Linked DNA regions of Homo sapiens: region 2 is linked to region 1. A link is a loop called in an ENCODE intact Hi-C map of the cell type or tissue named here. Cell type or tissue: B cell. All regions are shown on one strand.

The links. Hi-C counts contacts between places; a loop is a spot of excess contacts. Peaks named below come from ENCODE experiments on the same cell type or tissue, not always from the same donor. Only the 100,000 strongest peaks of a DNase experiment are listed, where the experiment ranks them.
Region 2: a loop joins it to region 1, with 10 times the contacts of the local background. A loop is called at or near these places in 1 of 110 quality-filtered maps.

Annotation. Positions count from the first base shown.
Region 1 is chr6:52,493,921-52,501,920 of GRCh38, forward strand. It overlaps EFHC1 (EF-hand domain containing 1), which reads left to right. Exons shown (of 11, transcript NM_018100.4): 11 at 1-3,278. It overlaps TRAM2 (translocation associated membrane protein 2), which reads right to left. Exons shown (of 11, transcript NM_012288.4): 11 at 3,488-8,000. Among named protein-coding and RNA genes, the nearest start is that of EFHC1, 78 kb to the left of the region's middle. RefSeq lists a silencer at 3,894-4,095 and an enhancer at 5,179-5,228. In B cell, no CTCF peak of the experiment used is centred here; DNase peaks (open chromatin) are centred at 2,951, 3,961 and 4,761; H3K4me3 peaks cover 1,008 bases; H3K27ac peaks cover 5,123 bases.
Region 2 is chr6:52,302,485-52,310,484 of GRCh38, forward strand. It overlaps LOC124901329 (a long non-coding RNA gene), which reads right to left and starts at 5,846. Exons shown (of 2, transcript XR_007059609.1): 1 at 5,662-5,846. RefSeq lists silencers at 1,707-2,001, 7,809-7,878 and an enhancer at 3,657-3,726. In B cell, a CTCF peak has its summit at 7,889; DNase peaks (open chromatin) are centred at 2,687, 3,627, 4,797, 5,587 and 1 weaker place; H3K4me3 peaks cover 2,909 bases; H3K27ac peaks cover 6,400 bases.

The sequences.
Region 1 (8,000 bases):
CCTTGGTGTTTCCTTCCCTAACGAGCTCAGCCACTTGTAACCAGCTTATTGAAAGGGCTGTGAATGTATTATGTTGATTCCTTTTCTGTTCCAGGTTATTATCTTGGGAATAACCCATGTTTTGTTTTGTTTTACCCTCAGTCGCTCATAACTATTTAAAACAGTATCTCTTTCAAGTACAGATGCTCCTCTACTTATGGGGCTATGTCTCAATAAACTCACGTAAGTAAAAAATATCACAAGTTGAAAACACATTTAATAACCCTGATAAGCCCATTGTAAAGTAGGCAAATAAGTTGGACCATTGAAAGTTGGGGACTATCTGTATTTTAGAAGTTTTTTCAGCTTAAAAATTACCAAGCTCTATCCTACTTGGCCCAGCTCAGTCCTTCCCCCAGGCTTAGAAGCCTGTGGTAAAGAGTGTGTGTATACTGGGGTGATGATAGTGGTTTCTTCTTACTCCCTTCTTTCTGTCTTCTGCTCCCTTTGTTCCTATTCAGCCATGCTGCTGTTTCTAGCCCATGTAGGCTCTGGGAAAGGTTAAGCGGGTAGAAACCAGAGAAAAAGGGCAAAGTCTTATTTCTGTGGCTAGTAATGTCGTAATGTGGGGCCAGGTCTGAGTGACATGTGCCGAAAGGCTGACTCTTTCTCCCAGAGCACCTTTTCTCTCTTTTTGGATTCAGGGGGTACATGTGCAGGTTTGTTACATGAGTATATTGCACCCAGGTAGTGAGCATAGTGCCCAGTAAGTAGTTTTTCCACACATACCCCCTCCTTCCCTTCCCACTCTGGTAGTCCCCAGTGTCTATTGTTCCCATCATTATGTCTATGTGTATTCAATGTTTAGCTCCCACTTAGAAGTAAGAACATGCAATATTTGGTTTCCTATTCCTGCATCAATTCACTTTAGGATAATGGCCTCCAGCTGCATCCATGTTGCTGCAGAATACATGATTTCATTTTTTATGGCTGCGTAGTATTCCATGGTGTAGATATACTTCATTTAAAAAATCTAATCCACCATTGATTGGCACCTAGGTTGATTCCATGTCCTTTGCTCAGAGCCCCGTTTTGGTGAGTTCTTAGAACTCTTTCCAACCGGAAACTGCCCAGTGCACCACTCTCAGATGGACGGGACCCAGTCTGTACCTGATCACCCCGGCTCTAATGGTATGGTCTCCAAGGCTCCTTCTGATCTTCCCAGGAGGCCCTTTCAGGCTGACACACCTTCCAGGGTGTGCACTCTCGCCATGTTCTCACCCAGATGGCTCTCTTGGCTGTGTAATTAGGCAGCTCAATCCCTTTCCTTTAGACTGTTTCAGGGGAGAACCAGGTACCCCAAATCTTATGCTCTCCAAACTCCAGGGGACAGACACATGTCAAACCCTGAGTCTTTTAAAGTATACCCTCACTTAGCTTGCAGACCCAAGGCACTCCAGCCCCTTTCAAGAAGCTTGCACTTTCTGATATTTTCTCCATCACTCTTGCCTCCTGTGGTAGAGGAGCTTTGGGCTACTCCTTAACAAATCATTCATGGATCGGCAGCAAATCTGCAACATATGGATATATTTGCCAATTTTTGTCCTCAGCTTTGGGTCTCAGCCAAAATGGAGATTTAGGAAAGTCTCATTTAGCATCCTCTAGCCTGCTTTTGGCTGTTTTGTTTTGTTTTTGTGTTTGTTTTTTAGAGACAGGGTCTTACTCTGTTGCCAGACTGGAATGCGGTGGTGTGACCATAGCTCACTGCAGCCTCAAACTCCTGGGCTCATGCAATCCTCCTGCCTCAGCCTTCTGAGTAGCTAGGCCTGTAGTCTCAGAGGGAACTGTCTTCAATAAAGTTGGCACTGTCCACATACACTCCTTAAGTTTGCTGTCCACTTCTTGCCTTGCATCTCCTTTTAAGTTTACTTAAGACTGAGAAGCTGAGATCTGACAGCACCAACACAAGGTATAAAAGAGATTTCATGAAAGACCAAAGCCAGCAGGCCATTTCTGTGGTGTCCAAACACTCGCTGCTCACCTGTTTATACAAAGCAGCAAGTATAGGAGCCACAAACGTCAGAGCAAATCACTTTTTCTACTAAAATCCTGAATGGCAGTGCAGCCATTAGATGTCACTAATTACCTTATGCTACAGTCATAGCTGGCATGCATCTGGAGTGTCAGGTTCAGGTGGTGGAAGGGAGCTGAGCATTACCCTGTAGCAAGCAATATTGTAGGAAGCAGAAATGATCATCACTTCAAACTGGCCACCAGGGAGTTGAAAGATTCTAATACACACACACACCCACACACACACACACACAAAGAGAGAATGAGAATTATTAAGATTAGCACTGGTAGCTGAAGCTATCAGGTCTAACTGAAGCATTTGACTAAGACTGCTTATAGTGCTTACGGCTTTGGGACTAATAAAAATCTGCCTTGCGGGTAAAGATGGGCTGTGAGTTAGCCACTACTCAGAAACCTGGGCCTGTACCTTGTCTGCACCATCAGGGGGCCTTGAAAATACCATCCAATTAAGGTGTATCAAATCCATATCTATAGGCTTTGAGGGTATTTGGGACACATAGGTAGAGAAGACGTCTCTAAATGTTGTCCAGAGAATCCACTTGGTTAAGTGACTCCTGAGTATCCTGCTGGCACATAAGTTCATTTTAAAAAGCCAATATGAGTGCTTTATATGTACCATGAACTTAGCATTCAGTATCTCTAAATCTCTCACCATGACTCCCCACAAAACATGAAACCCTTTTGACACAGATGCACAAAAAGACTCGGAAGGGTTAACTGCTTGAGTTCACCTAGCTTCTCATGGCAGAGCAGGACCCAACTCTACAATGAAGCTTGCCATGCATCAGAACCACTCACCTTCACCTCAAGCAAACATTTCCTCTTTCTCACACCCCATGGGTGTCCTTGACTAACTGCCACCTGTAACTGCACTCATCTTTTGAGATCTTTTTCCAAAGAAAGATGGTTCTGGTAAACACAGCAAGCAGCTACAGCCAACAGCAGCCATGTAAGTGACACCAGCAATCCCCACTATTACTAATACTTGGATGTCTTCTAGTCAGCACCAACATATTTGTTGGCCTTTACACAAACGAAACCCCATTTCCTCCAAGCTAAATAACATCATAGTATAGTAGGCATCAAGGATGATGTGCTTGTTTCTGGAGCTTCCTACCCACAAACCCCATGTTAAGAAAACCTCTTTTCCACTTTACTATTAAAGAGTCAAATAAAAATGATGCTTATTGCTATCCAGCACTTGACATAACTGACTCTCCATCCTTAATTCCCTAATTCATATCACAATGGACAAATACGGGTCAAAATATATAAGAAATGACTAATATAGTGAAAAATAATAGACATGAGGGCTAAAATTCATTGCAAACTCCTTTAAGCAAACGTAAACATCCACGTTAAAAGCATCACTGTATAAAAGCACGTCAAGGAAATAATTATGAGACAATTCTGATAATTTTCTGCCTTTTATTGTTATTTCAGAAAATATTTGATCATTTGTTCCAAAATGTACATTTAAAAAATCCATACAAAACTGTAATTTGTTTTAAAACCAGACAGAAACAGTGGAAAAATGATTTTGAAAAAAAGTTCACCAAAAGCAAAAAGACACCCCTCCCCCCAACCCTTTTTTACATGAAAGCATAAATACGGCAGGTACAAATTTTCCTTGAGTTCCTTGTTGAAATTTGGTCCATATGAACAGGCTAGAGTAGAAAACAGACACTTTGTCCACATTTGCATTATCAGTTGCTCAGGGCACCAGCAGCCTTAGTTCATCCTTCAGATGTTTTTTTAAACAGAGGAACCGAAAAATGAGGTTTACAGTCTCATCACATGAACACTCAAATCTGTACCCAAGGAAACAGCGGTATTATATTTACTGTCACAGCTAGACCCTATCAGGTGAACAGGGCTCTCCACCTGCGGCTGTTGCTTCGCAAAATATCCTTCCTCTCCACGTGAACAAGTAGCTCTAGAGTGCTTTTAGGCAGAGTGACGGTGATGTCATGGGCACCACGCCAATCTTATTCCTGGACAATGACTTAAGCCCCATCGTGAGAATGGTTTTTTCCTCTTCAACACATTTTTTAAAAATAGACCTCTAAGATGATGCTACATGTTCTAAAAGAGTGCCACAGAAACCCACCCAGGATCACAAGAATGACAACAAAAGGAAAGTGGCTATTTCTTGTGTAAGGGATGACGACTCCCCCTCCCATGGGTCCCATTTCTCCCCCAGTTGCAGGTGTTTTAAGGGACAGAAAGGCTGTGGAAAGGACCACTGGCTGGGAGAGTTATTGCACAACCCGGAAGAGTGAGAAAAACGTGGGCGGGCAAGGGGTAGGGGAGAGGGTTGCTGCGACTAAAACAAGGTAACACTGAATTAGGAGCTCGAACAGTTCTGCAACAGTCAGACATGTATGTGTTTATGTGTTAGCACTTGGAGACTGGGAAGTAAAAGTAAACACCTTTATCATATAAACTTTGGGCTGAATGGGAAGCAAAATAGACCAAAAGAGGTTACGGCAAGTGGGCCTTTTAAAAAAAATCTGGGGGTGGGGAAAATAACGGAGAAGGAGTTTGCTATGTGGGGCCAGAGGAGAGTTTTCGAAGTGGGGGCTGGAAGCTCTGGGCTTCTCTTAATAGGTATGCTTGTGGTTGGGCCACCTCACAGACTTCCACAGCCACCCAGCTGGGCCAGAAGAGAACTGACACAAGGGAGAAACCAAAAACAAAACAGAACACACCACAGACCCTAATCCTGGGCAGCGGGGTTAGAAACAAATGGGGTGAAACTGTCACAATCCGTGTCCCTTTTATATATAACTATACTGAGGTATGGTGTCCTTGGCTGCCGTCGAGCCCTGGCAACTGGGGGCTGGCCACGGAGTACAAGTTGAAAACCACACAGCAAAGTAAGGCACTTATTCTCACACACAGGCGCACGCACGCAATCTGCTTGGGACAAAAAGTCTACAGGGGTTGCCAAGCACGAAAGGCTACATGGAGACTGCAAATCCCAATGCTCGTCTTTATAGCTCTGCCACTCCAGGGAACTCCATAAAAGAATGAGGCAGCTTTCACTGGGGAGAACTGGTCTTCAGCCTTTGCAAGGTGGAGCTAACACTCATGTGAGTAGTGGGGTAGAGTGAGAAGTTGGTAAAGTCTTCCTCACTGGGACAACCTTGAGCTGGAGAGAGATCCTATTTAGGTTTTCCAGTCATCTGACAATGACCTAATCCTCCAATAATCCTGAAAATCCTCTCCTGAGAAAAGGAACCATAAGCTCGGAAGGCAGAGTGAGGGAGGAAGAGCACTCCATTGTCTTGACTCAAAAGCTTTCAGCACTCCCTCTGTTAGAGGAGAGAGCTTAGAACATCAAGAATTGAAGTTTGTGCACTTGTGCCATAGGCCCTTAAGCAAAAGAATTAGTTATGTGCAGACTTCCCTACCTCTCACACCAGGCCTAGAAAAACCAACTAGGAAGGCTGAAGCATACAAAGGAAACCCAAGCGAAGGCCTTTTCTAGGCACAAGGGGGTCGGCAACCCACTTCCAATTAAAGCATCCATGGAAGATAAGAATTTTGTTGTGGAATCCTGGGAGGAGATGCACTCTTTCACCCAACCTCTTATTAGCTGCTTAGAAAAAAGAAGGGGTACTGACAAAGGAGGTCCCAAAAGAGACCCCAGAAGCACACACCCACCCCAAGCTTCAGGGGTTCTTAGGGTCCCAGGGTTTCCGGTCAAGAGAAGGATCTGTGAACGTGGCCAGGGCAGAGGTGTCTATTGGGGTTTCTTAAATGTTGGGAAGTTATGCCTTGGGACATGAACAGACAAGTTTCTCAGCAACCATTTCGGTCTGGTGGCCCAGACACACATGGGATTAGAACTGACTCAAAAGGGAGGACAGCAGATCCCCCGCCGGCTCAGCCTGCTCCCCTCTCACCCAGAACCATCCCCTACCTTCAAAAGGAACACATGCAATTTATTAATAGTGCAGCTATCAGCGCCCGGATGGTAAAAATAACTCCCATCATCACTGCACCTCCAAGGAGGGGAGCGGGTAGCACAGATCCTTGGTCCACCAGCGCCACCTCCCTCTCCTCCTGCTGTGTCTGTTGGCTTCCCCACAAATGTAAGTTAGTTAGCCAGGGCTGTCGAGAGGCCACAGTTGCTGGGGTAGGTTTACGTCTTTTCTCCTGCTCTTGGTGCATGGTGCTGAGCTCTCAAGCTTGGAGGTGTCTGGCAGAGCCTTCACAAATGGCTTGGCACTTTGGGGCAGGAGAGAATGCATAAAACTGAAGAAAACAGCCAAAGTGGCCAAAATTAGAACAAGCTAGCCCAACACGCTCATAGGATGAAGTGGAATTATTTCAGCTCTGGCAACACAGTCTGTGTCAACCTGCCACAGACTTGGCTCTGCTGTGAAATAAACGTGCCAGGGAGGGTGGCAGGGGGAGGGGGGTGACAAAGTACCCTACAACTACCCTCTAACCACCCCCCCCAAACATCCCTGAAGCCCAGGCTGGCAAGATGCCAGCCCCACTCATGGTCTCAGGGTTTTTTTTTGTTTTTTTTTTTTTTTTTACATAAAATAAACCCTTAGCACACCCGTCCACTGGGAAGCAGAGCCTAAGCTGACCCCGGCCACTGGGCTGGTGGGACCACATCCAAGGCATGAAGTACTGGCAGCACGGGGAGCTTGCAAGAGACAGGGACATGAAGTTGTGGCGTCTCTGGCACGCAAGTGTCCTGGGACAGAGCAATGGAAACCTACAGGCATGAGAATGAGGGTTGCTTGATGGCAAGATTTCAGCTGCTCTGCTCACACTACCTCTCCAGCAACTGGCACAACGCAGGCACCTGGCACATCCCAGCATGCCATACATATCTGTTGAAGCCACAACTCAACAGTTTAACCTGGACTCACCTGAGAGAGGCCTCCTGCATGTGAAGCCCTGCCAATGACACAGCCTGGAGAGCACCTAGGATGGGTGTTCTCTAATGGGGGAGGAAGGTGGGCTTAGGAGGCTGCTGGCTGAACATGCGATTTGCAGTTATTAGGCAAGGTGGGGGGCCTGAACTCAATTATAGACTCTGTCAGGGCTGTTTGACTAAAGTGGCTAAGGGATCCCATATCAGGTCTGCTGTGTTGAAACCAAACTGCCCTTTTACCAACGTTTCTGCTGTGCAGCCCAGAGAAGTGTCAGGGAAGGAGAGGGAGAAATGGGGGAAATACATATTTTCAAAAACACTGTCTCACTTCCTAAGGGTAATCAAAAGCAACCACGGGTAGCTCTTCCCATTTCTGCAACCTTATCGTAGAGAGGGATGAAGGCCTCCAATGGCGTTAGGAAACAAATCCCTCAGTTACTGGGAAGCTAAAATTTATCTATGATGTAAGTGACTTGGAGAAGGGGAGTTGCCTTGATGAAAAGACCCATTTCCCCCCTTTTGAATCTAAATCCAAGGTTTGGTTTCTACTGTGATGTCAGAAAGATGACCAGTATTCCAAATGACACTACTATTCCTGCACCTACCAAGAACTACTCCCCTTTGCCTCAAAACAGAGTTCGGAGGTTCTTAATTGGGACTTTTGTTTTTTTAGACAGAATTTCGCTCTTGTTGTCCAGGCTGGAGTGCCATGGTACAATCTCCGCTCACTGCAACCTCCGCCTTCTAGGTTCAAGCGATTCTCCTGCCTCAGCCTCCCGAGTAGCTGGGATTACAGGTGCCTGCCACTACACCTAATTTTTTGTATTTTTAGTAGAGATGGGGTTTCACCATGTTGGCCAGGCTGGTCTTGAACTCCTAACCTCAGGTGATCTGCCCACCTCGACCTCCCAAAGTGCTGGGATAACAGGCGTAAGCTACTGCGTCCGGCCGTAATTAGGACCGGCTTTTTAAAGCTGAACGCCCCTTCTAAAAGTCCTCACAAGGCACCAAAAGGACTTGGAGGCCT
Region 2 (8,000 bases), 190 kb before region 1:
ATTTAATTAGCCATGGGTAGTGGCACATGCCTGTGATCCCAGCTACAGCTACTTGGGAGGCTGAGGCAGGAGAATCACTTGAGCCCAGGAATTCAAGTTTACAGTGAGCTATGATCGCACCACTGCACTCTAGCCTGGGCAACAGACAAAGACCTTGTCTTAAAAAAAAAAAAAAGAAACACAATTCATTTAAGGATCTTTTAATTAAAATCCTACATTTATTTTCCTTTTGTTCACTTTGTTATCTATCCATTTCCTTTATTAAATTTTTAAATTTCTTCTAACAGAAAAAGTATTGATGCCAGTTCCAATAGTTACTTTCCTGCCCTTTGGGGCAGGACAGTTCGATATGTGTACCTCCAGAAGCCCCAGCACACATTAGGAAGCCATCTTTGGTCCAGAACTTCTCTATCTGTGCTATCTTTCAGCACCTCCTCAAAGTCAGGCTGGTTTTCCAGGCGATAGCACAGATGGCATCCACAACCTCATAGAAGGCATGCTCAGCAATAGATCTGTCTACCCCAAGGAACTTAGCAGCAAGACACAGAGGCACCAGGGAGGCCAGCAATGCAACCCAGTAGCTACTTTCTGAGACACAGACAGAGGCAATTTTATGTGGATGGTTTTCCTTTGAAGATGTGTGGCCAGCTTTTCAAAGATAAAGTAAAATGTCTCCTTAGACATCAGGAAGGTTTGCCTCCAACTGTCGGGGATGTCTGCCCACTCAGAGGTCCTGCTGAAGATGGGACAATGTGGAGAGAGCTCTGGTCCTGTGGGCTCTAAGAGATCAAGCATCTGGCTCTATGAACAGAGAACAGATGACCTGCTTTGGTTCTCCAATATTGATTCAGTTTGACCTGCATGGTCTGGGCCAGGGAAGCCACCTGCTCAGCCTCTTCACTCTCAGCCACAAGCACAGCAGCAATGGCTCTCCTTTGCAGGACAGCTTGTGCAAGATGTTGCAGTCCCCCCTGAGCTTGATGCTGAAAGCATGCTTTGAGGGTGGTGGAGGCCTTTGAGTTGAGTTGGGTACAGTGATGTGTGAGTGTGTGTGACTTTCCTAATAAAAGTCAATGAAATTTTCCCCCAGGTAACCGTGGAAGCTCAGGGTTGAGTTAGTTGATGAATATCAGGCCTTCCATTATGAAGTGAATGCAGGTATGAATGAAATTATATCTGTGTAACCACACATCAGTATCTTCCCTCCATGTTCTTACAGAATCAGTCAGCAATACAAGAGCCAAAGTAAAACAGCTCAGAGAAAATAAGACTCATTCTTAGTGTGGATATCATTCTTTTCCTCACACAGACTTCCTCTCCTTAATGACCCCTTCCTTCTAAAGGACTTTTCATTTTTCCTGGCCTTCTTGTAGCAGGACGAGCCACAGACAGAGCTCCTCAGACACGGAATTAAAGAAGGAAGGAATTTATTCGGCTGGGAGCATTGGCAAGACTCCTGTCTCAAGAGCCAAGCTCCCCAAGTGAGCAATTCCTGTCCCTTTTAAGGGCTCACAACTCTAAAGGGGTCCACATGAGAGGGTTCTGATGGATTGAGCAAGCAGCGGGTATGTGACTGGGGGCTGCATGCACCAGTAATCAGAACGAGACAGAACAGGACAGGGATTTTTACAATGCTCTTCCATACAATGTCTGGAATCTATAGATAACATAACCAGTTAGGTCAGGGGTTGATCTTTAACTACCAGGCCCAGGACGCGGCGCCGGGCTGTCTGCCTGTGGATTTCATTTCTGCCTTTTAGTTTTTACTTCTTCTTTTGTTGGAGGCAGAAATTGGGCATAAGACAATATGAGGGGTGGTCTCCTCCCTTATTCTGACTCTCTTCACCAAGCAAACACATTGGCAAAATTCTACAGAAGTCTCTCCCACACACTAAAATCAAGGAGTGCCCTGAAAAACCAAAATAAGGGCCGGGCACAGTGGCTCATGCCTGTAATCCCAGCACTTTGGGAGGCCGAGGCGGGCGCATCACCTGAGGTCAGAAGTTGGAGACTAGCCTGACCAACATGAAGAAACCCTGTCTCTACTAAAAATACAAAAATAAAAATAAAAAAAAAATTAGCCGGACGTGGCGGTGCATGCCCATAATCCCAGCTACTAGGGAGGGCTGAGGCAGGAGAATCCCTTGAACCCGGGAGGCAGAGGTTGCAGTGAGCCAAGATTGCATCATTGCACTCCAGCCTGGGCAACAGAGTGAGACTCCGTCTCAAAAATAAAAATTAAAAAAAAAAAAATTGGCAAAATTCTACAGGAAGTCCCTCCCACACACTAAATTCAAAGAGTGCCCTGACAAACCAAACTGCTTCACCAGTTTTACTTGCCCTGATCATCTAACGTCCCCCACAAGCAGGCACATGAAGATGGTTAGTTTTTTGTTTTGTTTTTGTTTTGTTTTAAGACAAAAAGCCAAGACCTTTTTCAATCTCGGGTTTCTGCCTTTTAGTTAAAAAATTCACTCTATATTTCAATCTATTATGAGGAAGGACCTGCTTGACAGGAGTGAAAAAAAAATCAATTATTCCTTAAAGTTTTCAGAAAGAAAAACCACATGGAAGAATAGACTTTAACATTAGCATTGGATATTTCTAGATCTCAGCGCTCTCACATTGCCAAGTCACTTGGAATGTCTAATCAGCTGCCTAATGGAGGAACTGAGACTGCAAAGCATTCTTGACACACCACTGCAGTGCTTTCTCTTTCATACTGCAGTGCTTTCCTGCTGTTTCTTACTTAATGAAAATCTACTTCCATAATATCATGATGTGTTTTTTGAGCTGCTCTTTCTCTAAGAGCTGGTGTCCATCCTAGGTGGGGCTAGGAGTCAGAAGATGCATGCATATTCTAGCTCCAAAGGGTGTGTGACCTTAGGAAAGTTACCCTCCCTTTCTCTGTCCCAAGTGTTCTCCTTATAAAACAAGCATGTTGGACTCACCTAATCCTAACTAAGGCCTTTAGTTGCTGTAACATCTTAAAATTAATTCAAAAGACCAGATCTCACAGGATCTCTGCTAAGATGGCTATAACTTGTCGTCTTAGAGATTGTTTCTAAGGTAGTAAAATAAATACAACGTGGTAAATATTATGAACTCAGCAACGCATTCCACAAATATTTATTGAGCCCCTTTAATGTGCTAGGAATTATGACAGGCACAGGAGATGAAGTGAGACAGCCATTATAGATACTAAATCTCATGTTCGTTATCGGATCAGCAGCTTGGAAAAAGAATCAGTACTTTGTCATTTCTTTCTAGGTAGCTGTTTGTGACTGGAAAGTCTGTGCTTGTTATTGCTGGCAAATTCTTGACGTGGGCAGGACTGCATATTCTGGCACTTAGGACTTTAATGATTTCCATGAATCTTTTCATGTAGTAATTAAACATATTTCCTAAAATTCTATCTAGGTGGGAGTCACTGCCACCACCTTGAGACTTACTGTAGTCTCATTGTAATAGTATGCTTCCTGTCTACCTGTCTGAAAAATTACTCTATTACTGGACTTTTTGGCATCTTCCACTTGAAAATGACAACTTAGCCAACCGACAGTGATCAAGAGGAAATGAGAGTTTCTGTTCTCCTTTCTTTGCCTTATGATTTCTTTTGATGTAAGACATCATGATCCGACTTTAGCAATACCGCCTCTTCATCGGGCTCACAACTCTGTGCTACATGAATTCCTTTGCTTCCTCCTTAGTTATTAACTCAAGTTACCATCTTAGATGGCAGGCCTTTTCATAAAGCCACTTAAAGTCCCTCCAAGCAGTGCTAGACTGCTCTCACTGGACCCCACCAGGAGAGGTGGAGGTGGAGGGGAGCCTTAGGCTGATTCTTCCCCACCCCATTTTCTACCTAGGAGCAAGGCCTGCTGCTGCTTTCTATCTGTTCATTGGTTGAGACCTTTCCATCTGTTAATTGCTTGGAGAAAAGAGGAAGAAAAACAAGGGATCTTGGCCCCTGCCCTCCTCTTAAATCGCCATCCCCTACCCCCAACACCTTAAAAAAATGATAATAAAGTACATGAAGACAGTTTGAGAGCTTTAGGTTTCCCACTGAGGTTTGGAGCTTCTCTCATGGGAACCGGTCCCCAGGCTGCATTCACGAATTGCTCTCATCTCCATTCTCCCACAGGTTTGTTCTCCACCCGTACCCCCCACCTCGCCCGGCTATCTTACTCCCTGCGATTTCTATAGGAAAAAGTGTGTTCTTGGCAGGGCGTGGTGGCTCATGCCTGTAATCCCAACACTTTGGGAGGCCGAGGCGGGCGGATCACCTGAGGTCGGGAGTTCGAGACCAACCTGACCAACATGGAGAAACCCTGTCTCTACTAAAAATACAAAAAAGCCAGGTGTGGTGGTGCGTGCCTGTAATCCCAGCTGCTTGGGAGGCTGAGGCAGGAGAATCGCTTGAACCCGGGAGGCAGAGGTTGAGGTGAGCCGAGATCGCCACGGTACTCCAGCCTGGGCAACAAGAGCGAAACGCCGTCTTAAAAAAAAAAAAAAAGTGTGTTCTTAAACTGGAAAACCTCGGTATGTCAAGGCCTGCACTTCATGTGTCCGGGCCCAGATGAACTGAGGACTGACCTCAAATGCCTCGCTCACCTGGCTCCCAGCTCACCTGGGAGAAGCGTTTCTGTTCGCGGAACCTGAACTTCAGGTTCGGAGACGAGGAGGTGGCCGTCCCCCGTCCCGCCCCCAACCCGATGAGGGCGTTGTCAGCCAGGGGGCCTGCCAGGTGTTCACCCCTATCCCACGGACATCCTGCATTCCTGGCCGCTTGGCGCCCCACGGACCGATGGACAGACAGCACTGCAGCCACAGAGCGTCGCACAGTAGCCACCGCGCTGGCCCCGGGCCTCCGCTCACCTCCCTCCCTCTCCCGGCCTCCCCACTCTCACTCCTTCAGCTACCTTCCCCTAGCTTCCTCCAAGCCTCCTTCACTTTTTTAAGTAACTTCCTCCTCCTCCCCGTTTCTCTCCCTGCCCCTCCCCTCCCCTTCTTTCTATGATTTCCAGCTTAGAAAAGTTTCCAAAAGGGTCCAAGGAACTCCCATCTGCCCTTTTCCCGGATTCACCAATTGTTTCCTTTCTCTCCATATTCAGACACTTTTAATAACCTCAGGGATGGTCCCTCCCTCACTCCCCGGGACACCTGAAGGATCTCTCTGCGTCATCTGTTGTTGAGGGGCCTGCACTTCCAGACACAGAAAGTTGACTTTAGAGTTAAAGAATAGTAAACTGCATTTACAGCTCTTGGGAACTTTTTAAAAAGAAGAAGAAGAAGAAGAAAGTAAAAAGAATAGTCAATTGCAAATGTCCCCCAGAGGAGGTAACACATGACTGCAGGGTATCATTTTTGGATCTTAGATACCTGGGCTACCTTGCTGCTATTAACACCTAAAATGAATGAGTTTAGCAAACTTATTTCAAGCTGACTCTTAGCTGAAAGCATATCCTTGCAGCAAAGGAGTTGATCTGCAGGGATAGGTCAGGGGAAAGGAAGAGACCAGAGAAAGAAAGAAAAAAGTATCCAGTCTAAAAAACAAAAGTAAAACAACAGCAAACCATTAAAACCACATGTTCTGGCTTTCCACTTCCTGTCTTTGTAGTAAAGATTTCCCTGAGTGAATACAAAACAAAATTCACAGACCTGATATTCCTTGGTGTGGCAAGTTGGCTGCTAGAAGACTTTGACTGGTAGAGAAATAAATGCTTAAATCCGACCTGCAACAAGATTGTTCTGGCTTTGTCAGCAGGCTTCTTGACCTGTTGCTTCTAGAACCAGCTGTGTGGCCTCCAGAGTCCCTTCCTTCTCTGTGAGGAAGGATGTGGACTGAAAGACTATTGGCACCTGCAACACTGAATACTCACAGGGCAAGCTCATGGCTTGTGGACTCAATTCTGCCAGGGTAACTGTTTTGTTGTAATTTTTAAAATTAGTTGATAACATTAAATTTTAGGAGATTGCTTATAAAAATCTGGATTTCTGGCCGGGTGCGGTGGCTCATGCCTGTAATCCCAACACTTTGGGAGGCCGAGGCAGGTGGAAAACGAGCTCAGGAGTTTGAGACCAGCCTGGCCAAGATGGTGAAATCCCGTCTCTACTAAAAATACAAAAATCAGCCGGGCGCAGTGGCGGGCACCTGTAATCCCAGCTACTCAGGAGGCTGAGGCAGGAGAATCACTTGAACCTGGGAGGCGGAGGTTACAGTGAGCCAAGATCGCTCCACTGCACTCTATCCTGGGCGACAGAGCAAGACTCCGTCTCAAAAAAAAAAAAAAAATCTGGATTTCCAGCCTTTTGAAAAAAAATATGCTTTTTGTCAACACTGGGCCGATATTTCCCACGTATCAGCAAAAGACAGTTATTAGACACATAGACACAGTCCTTACCAAGCCAGATTCACACTTTGCTACCTGCCAGATCCCTCTAGGCATTTGGGAGTGAGGGGTTCTGCTCCTCCTCAGCTCTAACTCCGTGCTAGTGGGGGGAGAGACATAATAAACAAGTAAACAAATACATATGATTTTTTACAAAAATTATAATAAGTTCTATGAAAGAAATAAAGCAGGGAACTGAGGCAGAGGCAGCATTCTAGGATAGGTAGGATAGGTGATCAGGGAAGGCTTCCCTGTGGAGGTGACTTTTTTGTTTTGAGGCAGGGTCTTGCTCTGTCACCCAGGCTGGAGTGTGGTGGTACAATCATAGCTCACTGCAGCCTTGAACTCCTGGGTTCAAGCAATCCTCCCACCTGAACCTCCCAAGTAGCTAGGACTACAGGTGCATGCCATTGCACATGGCTAATTTTATATTTTTTTGTAGAGATGGGGTCTTGCTCTGTTGCCTAGGCTGGTCTCAAACTTCTGGCCTCAAGCAGTCCCCTACCACCACGTCCCAAAGTGTTGGGATTACAGGTGTGAGCCACCGTGCCCAGCCTGGAGGTGACCTTTAAGCTGAGATCTGAATAGTGAGACGGACCTGGACTAAGTGTATCTGGAGAAGAGTGCTCTATGCAGGAGGAACAGCAACTGCCTTAATATTGATGACTCTTTGTACCATTAGGGATGAGTATCTGAACACCTTCTAAGAGTTAGGTGGTATACTGCTTTTTGTTTTTTAGTTTTTTTGAGACGGAGTTTTGCTCTTGTTGCTCAGGCTGGAGTGCAGTGGCACGGTCTCGGCTCATTGTAACCTACACCTCCTGGGTTCAAGCGATTCTCCTGCCTCAGCTTCCCAAGTAGCTGGGACTACAGGCGCATGCCACCACGCCCAGCTAATTTTTTGTATTTTTAGTAGAGACGGGGTTTCACCGTGTTAGCGAGGATGGTCTTGATGTCCTGACCTCATGATCCACCCGCTTCAGCCTCCCAAAGTGCTGGTATTACAGGCATGAGCCACCGCGTCCGGCCTACTGTTTTTATATCTAAGTAGCATGGTCCATGATGGTCAAGGCCATTTATAATGGGGTTATGCATCTTACCTAACTGACCCAATGACTATGTCTATAATGTAGCAATCCTTTCCTTTAATAGAGCCGAGACCCTCTCCCCAATATCCAACATTCATCCCTGCCTCTGATTTTCTTTTTGCTCTTCTCTGACCTAAAATACTATTTCTCTCTTTTGTCCTTCAAGGTTTAAAGTTCTATCTCCCCCATTAAGAAAGATTATTCAGTTGGAGCTGTTTAGTACCTTGACTGTAATAGTGGATAGGTAACACTACATAAGTGATACAATTGTATAAAACTTAATACATACACACACACACACGAATACAAGTAAAACTGGGGAAATTGGAACAACATCAGTGAGTGTGTCAATGCCAATATCCTGATGGTACTATCATACTACAGTTTTACAAAATGTAACCACTAGGGACACTGAGCTAAGTGTACAGGGGAGCTCGCTGTATTACTTCTTTTTTTTTTTTTTTTTTTGAGACGAAGTCTTGCTCTGTTGCCAGGCTAGAGTGCAATGGCACAATGATCT